Regions from separate parts of the Homo sapiens genome. Here region 2 is linked to region 1. The links are chromatin loops, found by intact Hi-C in ENCODE. Cell type or tissue: A673. All regions are shown on one strand. Each heading gives the region's core, and the rest is flanking DNA. Links, peaks and the distances in the headings are about the cores only.

What was found. A loop is a pair of places that touch in the nucleus more often than their neighbours do. Peaks named below come from ENCODE experiments on the same cell type or tissue, not always from the same donor. Only the 100,000 strongest peaks of a DNase experiment are listed, where the experiment ranks them.
Region 2: it touches region 1 in a loop (4-fold over the local background); 11 of 110 quality-filtered maps call a loop at or near these places.

What each region holds. Positions count from the first base shown.
Region 1 is chr6:154,155,047-154,157,958 of GRCh38, reverse strand. It overlaps IPCEF1 (interaction protein for cytohesin exchange factors 1), which reads left to right. Exons shown (of 12, transcript NM_001130700.2): 12 at 1-2,912. It also overlaps a transcript of OPRM1 not described here. Among named protein-coding and RNA genes, the nearest start is that of OPRM1, 120 kb to the right of the region's middle. In A673, for the core only: a CTCF peak has its summit at 1,739; a DNase peak (open chromatin) is centred at 1,718.
Region 2 is chr6:154,342,638-154,345,549 of GRCh38, reverse strand. All of the region lies in intron 1 of IPCEF1 (interaction protein for cytohesin exchange factors 1), which reads left to right. Among named protein-coding and RNA genes, the nearest start is that of IPCEF1, 13 kb to the left of the region's middle. RefSeq lists an enhancer at 2,318-2,912. In A673, for the core only: a CTCF peak has its summit at 1,390; a DNase peak (open chromatin) is centred at 1,479.

The DNA of each region.
Region 1 (2,912 bases), core at 328-2,827:
GGAAGCCACTGAAGATGAGTTTGACCTGTGGTGACCTGACAGAGAGAACATTCAGATCCTCAGATTGCACCCTGATGCCCTGGTTTAGGAAAGCAGTGCTTTAACCTTTTGCCCCTGGAAATTACTGATTCTTTCTGTGATTAGCAGATACCAGAAGGGAAATTATTTAGGATTGGCAATGTAAAGAGTATTGAAGGAACAACAAATAACAATAGCAGAAATAACAGTGTGACATAAAGTGCCCTTCCACCTATTTTTCTTTGGTTTGCAACACCAGCCTGTAGACTTCCAGTTTTTCTTAAATTGAAGAGCTCCAGACACTTTTGAGCAGGGTTTGTGAATAGCTTTGAATGCTTTCCTTTGGCTTTTCGTGAAGACATATTTCCCCAGCCTTTCAACTGTAAACTCCTTTAGTACCATTGAAACTTAAGGCAAAAAAGATCCCTGGGATTACTTAGCCAAGGCTTAAATTTATTTTTCAAAGTCAAGAACATTAGCCTAGAAGTTTTTGCTTTGCTAGTTAAAGCTTACTTTGCAGAGCTTCCCAAAGTGAAAGGGAAACTGAACTTCACAATTTTGCACCTGGCTTTCTGGAGCCCCATTGCCTGCTCATTCGTGTTTTTCCCCCTGTAAATTATTTTGCTTTTGACCAGGTTGTGCTAGAAAGTAGGGCTGCTTCTGTGAGTTCTCAGCCTAGGCTGTGGCCACTAAGACGTGGGTGGGGGGATAGACAGGAGTGAGAGGGAGAGTGGGTGACACTTTCCGTGACACTTAATGTAGGAAGACATGGGCTTCTCTCTCTTGGCCTCAAGCCACTTTTCTGGTCCAAAGAATATTGGGAAAACTGGATTACTTTCAGTATATTTCTTGAGACCGGGTCATCTCTGAAATGCATTTGGGGTAGTTTCCTGGGGTCCAAGGGCCAATTCCTATACCCAGTCCTGCAGTGTCTGTGAGCTGTGGAATGAGAGAGAAAACCATGGCTGCTCAGGAAGGAAGTGGAGAATCTCTCAGCACACGTAGATCCAAATCTGTGGCACCTGCTAAAGATTAGGATTTGGAGAGGACTCCTCTTTGGGGTTGTGAAGAGGACCTTTTCCCTCTGTTGTTAGCCTGTAGATCCAGAACGGAGCCTGATGTGATGCCTTCACTGGTTGATATATTGCAAATAGACACTCTGAGCCCTGCATTGCAAGGGCGTCTTTTGCTTTAAAGAATTCTTAGTTTTGCCACAACAGCTCAAATCTCAGAATAGGATCAAAGGCCTAGAAAGACTCCTAAAGTATAGGATTACAAAGACTCCAGGAAGCGTAAGAAAGAGATTGTGTTTGGAGTCAGATTTCAATGTGAAACCCATGCCTTACATTTACACAGCACTTTGTAGTTTGCAAATTGGTGTGTTTTCAGCCCCCTCCCGCTGCCCCATGCTCTGAGATGATTGTGGATTATTACAGTGAAGTGCCTGGCCCGGAGCCCCCAGTGATGAAGCAGGAACTTGAGTCTCAGGACTCCCAGCGGCTCTCTGCCCATTTCCTCCTCTCCGCCCCCCACCTCGCTTCACCTGTTACCTTGTGAAGTTGCTGTTGGCACATAGCCCACTAGGAAACCAAGAAGTTTGACTGGGAGCGTGTGTTTCATTGCACTGGGCTTAGCATACGGCTGGCCCTGGTGGCTGTTTGGCTAAATTCTCCATTTGAAACCTAAAGGGCCCTCTCTGTGCTTGAGCACAGTCTCCTCCTAGTGGTCCTGCCTCAACCTGCTGGCGGGCTGTCTATGGATTGGGGTTTCACCTAATCATGCTGTGTTTCCTTTCTTTTCTTTCTGTACATTAGACTACTTGGGAGGTGCTGTGTGATCCTTGGATGAAAAACATATATTTAAAGAAATGGAGAGTGTTTATTTTGTTTGCTTTTTGAGGCATGTGCTGTCAAATGTTAGAGACCAAACTTAGTGATTAGAGGTTGGTCCTTTGACCTTCTTCTCTTAATTGCTTTTCATGTAATCATGATAATTTACTCAGGTAGCACTCCAGTCACAAACAATGTCACAGAGATGAAACAGATTCAAAGAAAAAATATTTTTAAGTCTTTTGAAAAGAAGTGCTATTCAAATTTAAGACATGTTTAAATTCATAGGTACATTATCTCTTAGTAAGAAATACTTTTTTTTTTCTTTTTTTAGACAGAGTCTTGCTCTGTTGCCCAGGCTGGAGTGCAGTGGCACGATTTTAGCTCACTGCAACCTCTGCCTCCCTGGTTGAAGTGATTCTCCTGCCTCAGCCTCCCGAGTAGCTGGGACTACGCCCGGCTAATTTTTATATTTTTAGTAGAGACCGGGGTTTACCATGTTGCCCAGGCTGGTTTCAAACTCCTGACCTCAGGTGATCTGCCTGCCTCTGCCTCCCAGAGTGCTGGGATTACAGGTGTGAGCCACCACACCTGGCCGAAAGACAGTATTTTGATATAGCCACATACATGATTTAATGAGTAATGTTAAGTACAGAAAAGCTGCCATATCCACATAGTTTTAGGGGGCATTTCTTCTTCAGTCTAACAAGAATATGATATCCAATTGTGGTTTTCCAATTTATTTCTCTTCCAATTTCTTTTGTATACCTCACAGGAGAAATTGAATCCTAGAACTGGGAGATGACTGCCCTGCCCAGGGTTTTGTAATACATAATTGAAAATAAAAGTCCCTGAAACTAAATGTTTGCAGCCTGTATGAAATGGACTGTGGAAGGGGGATAATTTCTCTCCTCACAGAAAGCCACTCGTCTCCTTGAATGAGGCATTGAGCAGACACACGTTTCTCTGTGTCGTGGGGCAGGAAGCAATTCCCTTGCCTCTTCAGCACATCTCAGTTCTTTCCCACATGACCCCAGAACCACATAGAAAACATTGAAAATAATG
Region 2 (2,912 bases), core at 110-2,609, 190 kb before region 1:
AGCAGGTGGCAGCAGCTCTCTTTTGGAAAGTGGATTATTCTTAATTGGCTTGTATTTTTTTGCGATCTTATATTGGTGCTTCGTGGTCCTGGAGACTAGTAGGGCTCTGATCGCCATGTGATTTTAAGCTTGTCAATATCATCACACACACAAAATTTCTGAGTTTTCTGACTGTAAGAAAGATAATGTCTTAAGCCTAGAATTTCTGTTCAGTCCCCTGAGACATTCATCCCTATTCAGCAAATATTTGTGTAAATTTTCTCTGTATTAGGCATTGTGAAGAATATAAAATAAGTATTAGAAAATAATAGTTACTACAAATATCTTACTAATTTACAGTGACAACAAAACACACACATGAAACATTAAACAAAAGAACCGACTGGATACGGTGGCTCATGCCTGTAATCCCAGCACTTTGGGAGGCCAAGGCGGGTGGATCACCTGTGGTCAGGAGTTTGAGACCAGCCTGGGCAACATGTTGAAACCCTGTCTCTACAAAATGTATTAAAATTAGCTGGGTGTGATGGCGTGCACTTGTGGTCCCAGCTACATGGGAGGCTGAGGATGGAGGATCCCTTGAACCCAGGAAGAGGAGATTGTGCCACTGCACACCAACCTGGGTGACAGAGTGAAACCCTATCTCCAAAAAGAACAACAACAACAAAAGACCCAAAGTGACATGTGATTGTCATGGTAAACAGTGTAGAGAATAAGTATGCTAAAAGTTAGAGAGAGCATGATCCAGGAGCCTGTAATGGTGGAGAAAAAAGTTGAATAATAACTTCTGTTCTGTTGAGAAAAAAAGGGCAAAGTTTCAGGTTGGGGGAGAAGAGAGGGATGACCATGAAAGTCAGTAGGAAAATGCAGGCTCAGAGCTCTCCCCTGGCGCCATCTGTGATGGTAGTTGGTATTCGTGCTCCGGCATATTGAGCACTCCTATACCGGGAAGAATCCTGGACCACAGGAGGGAAGATCTTTATGCTGCCAGTTGCTAAACCTGTGAACATGGGGTTGTTTTCTTCATGTCTTAGTTTCTCCATTTGTGAAACGGGGAGCCTCATATCTTTACATGCCCCAAAGTCACTGGGGTTTCTATAAGATAATGTGTGTGAATGAGATTTTTCAGTTGAAAAACAGGATGTAAGTATCTTTGGTGATAATGATTTACTGGATATACAGATGGAAGAAAAGCACAAAACCAGGACATGAAAGGACAGTGAAGTAGTCATGATATGGCTCCGACGAGTGGAGGAACACCAGGGATCTTGACTCATGTGAATTAGATAAAACGACACGGACACACGTGGAGTGGTTTTAAGGAGCAGATGATTTAATAGGCAAGAGAAAAGGGAGAAGAAAGAAAGAAGCAGTTCCCCTGTACACAGACAGAGGGAGAGGTGCTCCAAAACTGAGAGAGGAGACTCGGAGTGTGGTGGATACCAGCCAGTTTTATGAGGAGGCTAGAGGAGGAGGTGTCTGATTTGCATAGGGCTCAGGGGATTGGTTTGACTAGGCATGTCATTCACGTAGCCTGCACAAAAACTGGCCCTCCCACCTTAGTCTTTTAATATGCAAATGCAGGGCGCCTTGATGTTCTACACACGTGGGGATATGTGAGGTCGGCCATGCTGCCAGGCACACCACGGGGCAAGGGCAAGAGGACATGTGGGAATCTCCATGTTGGGTGGACCCAGTTTCTAATGGCCTGCATTTGCATATCAAAGGTTGCCAGCCCAGTTCTAAGAGCCGGGCTTTCCTGTTAGACAAGAAACGTTTCTGGAGCTGCTTTAAAAGGGACGAAAACTTTCCAAGGACCTCTTTTCCTCTCTATCTGCCTAAAATAATTTCTCAACAACACCTACAGCAGTCACAGCACACCTGGGTCAATGTGAGTAATTTTAGAGACAGAGTGAGTGCATAATTGGGTCAGATTGGCGGAGGAAAGAAGGCTGGTTGATAGGTTGAGGCCACTGAGACTTCTCTGATCAACATGGAGAAATGGTGGGAAGTGAGGCGACTTGGGGAGGAAAAGCTTTCCCAGGGAAGTGGAGCATTTTGGAAGTTTGATGATAGGGAGAGTTTTCATACACTTGTATTGCACCTAATAAAATGGCACTTTCCTGAGTTTTGTAGGCAAAGCATGATGTTAAATCTTTTAACATCTTCTTTCCACTAATTGAATAGGAGGAAAAGGAAATTTCTTCTTTTTCTTCTTATTTCACTTATTTCCCTTTTGTAGCCCTAGAAGCACATGACATAATGCTCAACAAAAAGATGCAGTGGCTTTGAGAAAATATTATGATAACCGAAATGAGTGACTGAGGGAAAGGGCTCAATGAATTGAGGCTTATTAGGCCAGCTTTAGGGCGTTTCTGGGAAAAACTCGAGCCACAGACACACCTGTGGCTGTTTTCTCTATCTCTCTCTCTCTTTTATAGCGTCTGGCTCTTTTGCCGAGGCTGGAGTGCAGTGGTGGTATCTCAGCTCACTGCAGCCTTCAGCTCCTGGGCTCAAGTGATCCTCCTGCCTCAGCCTCCTGAGTAGCTGGGACTACAGGCCCATGTGACCAAGCCTTACTAGTTTTCTTGTGTATTTTCTGTAGAGACAGGGTCTTGCCGTATGCCCAGGCTGGTCTTAAACTCCTGGACTCAGGTGATCCACTGGCCTCAGCCTCCCAAAGTGCTGGGATTACAGGCATAAGCCACCATACTCAGCCTTGCAGCTGTTTTTCTGAAGAGATATTTAGGAGGTTTAGTATTTACACATTTCCTTAAACGGGGAAGGAGGCTAGACGCAGTGGCTCATGCCCGTAATCCTAGTACTTTCAGAGGCTGAGGCAGGAGGATCACTTGAGACCAGGAGTTTGAGACCAGCCTGAGTAACAGCAAAATCCAGCCTTGCCTGCCTCC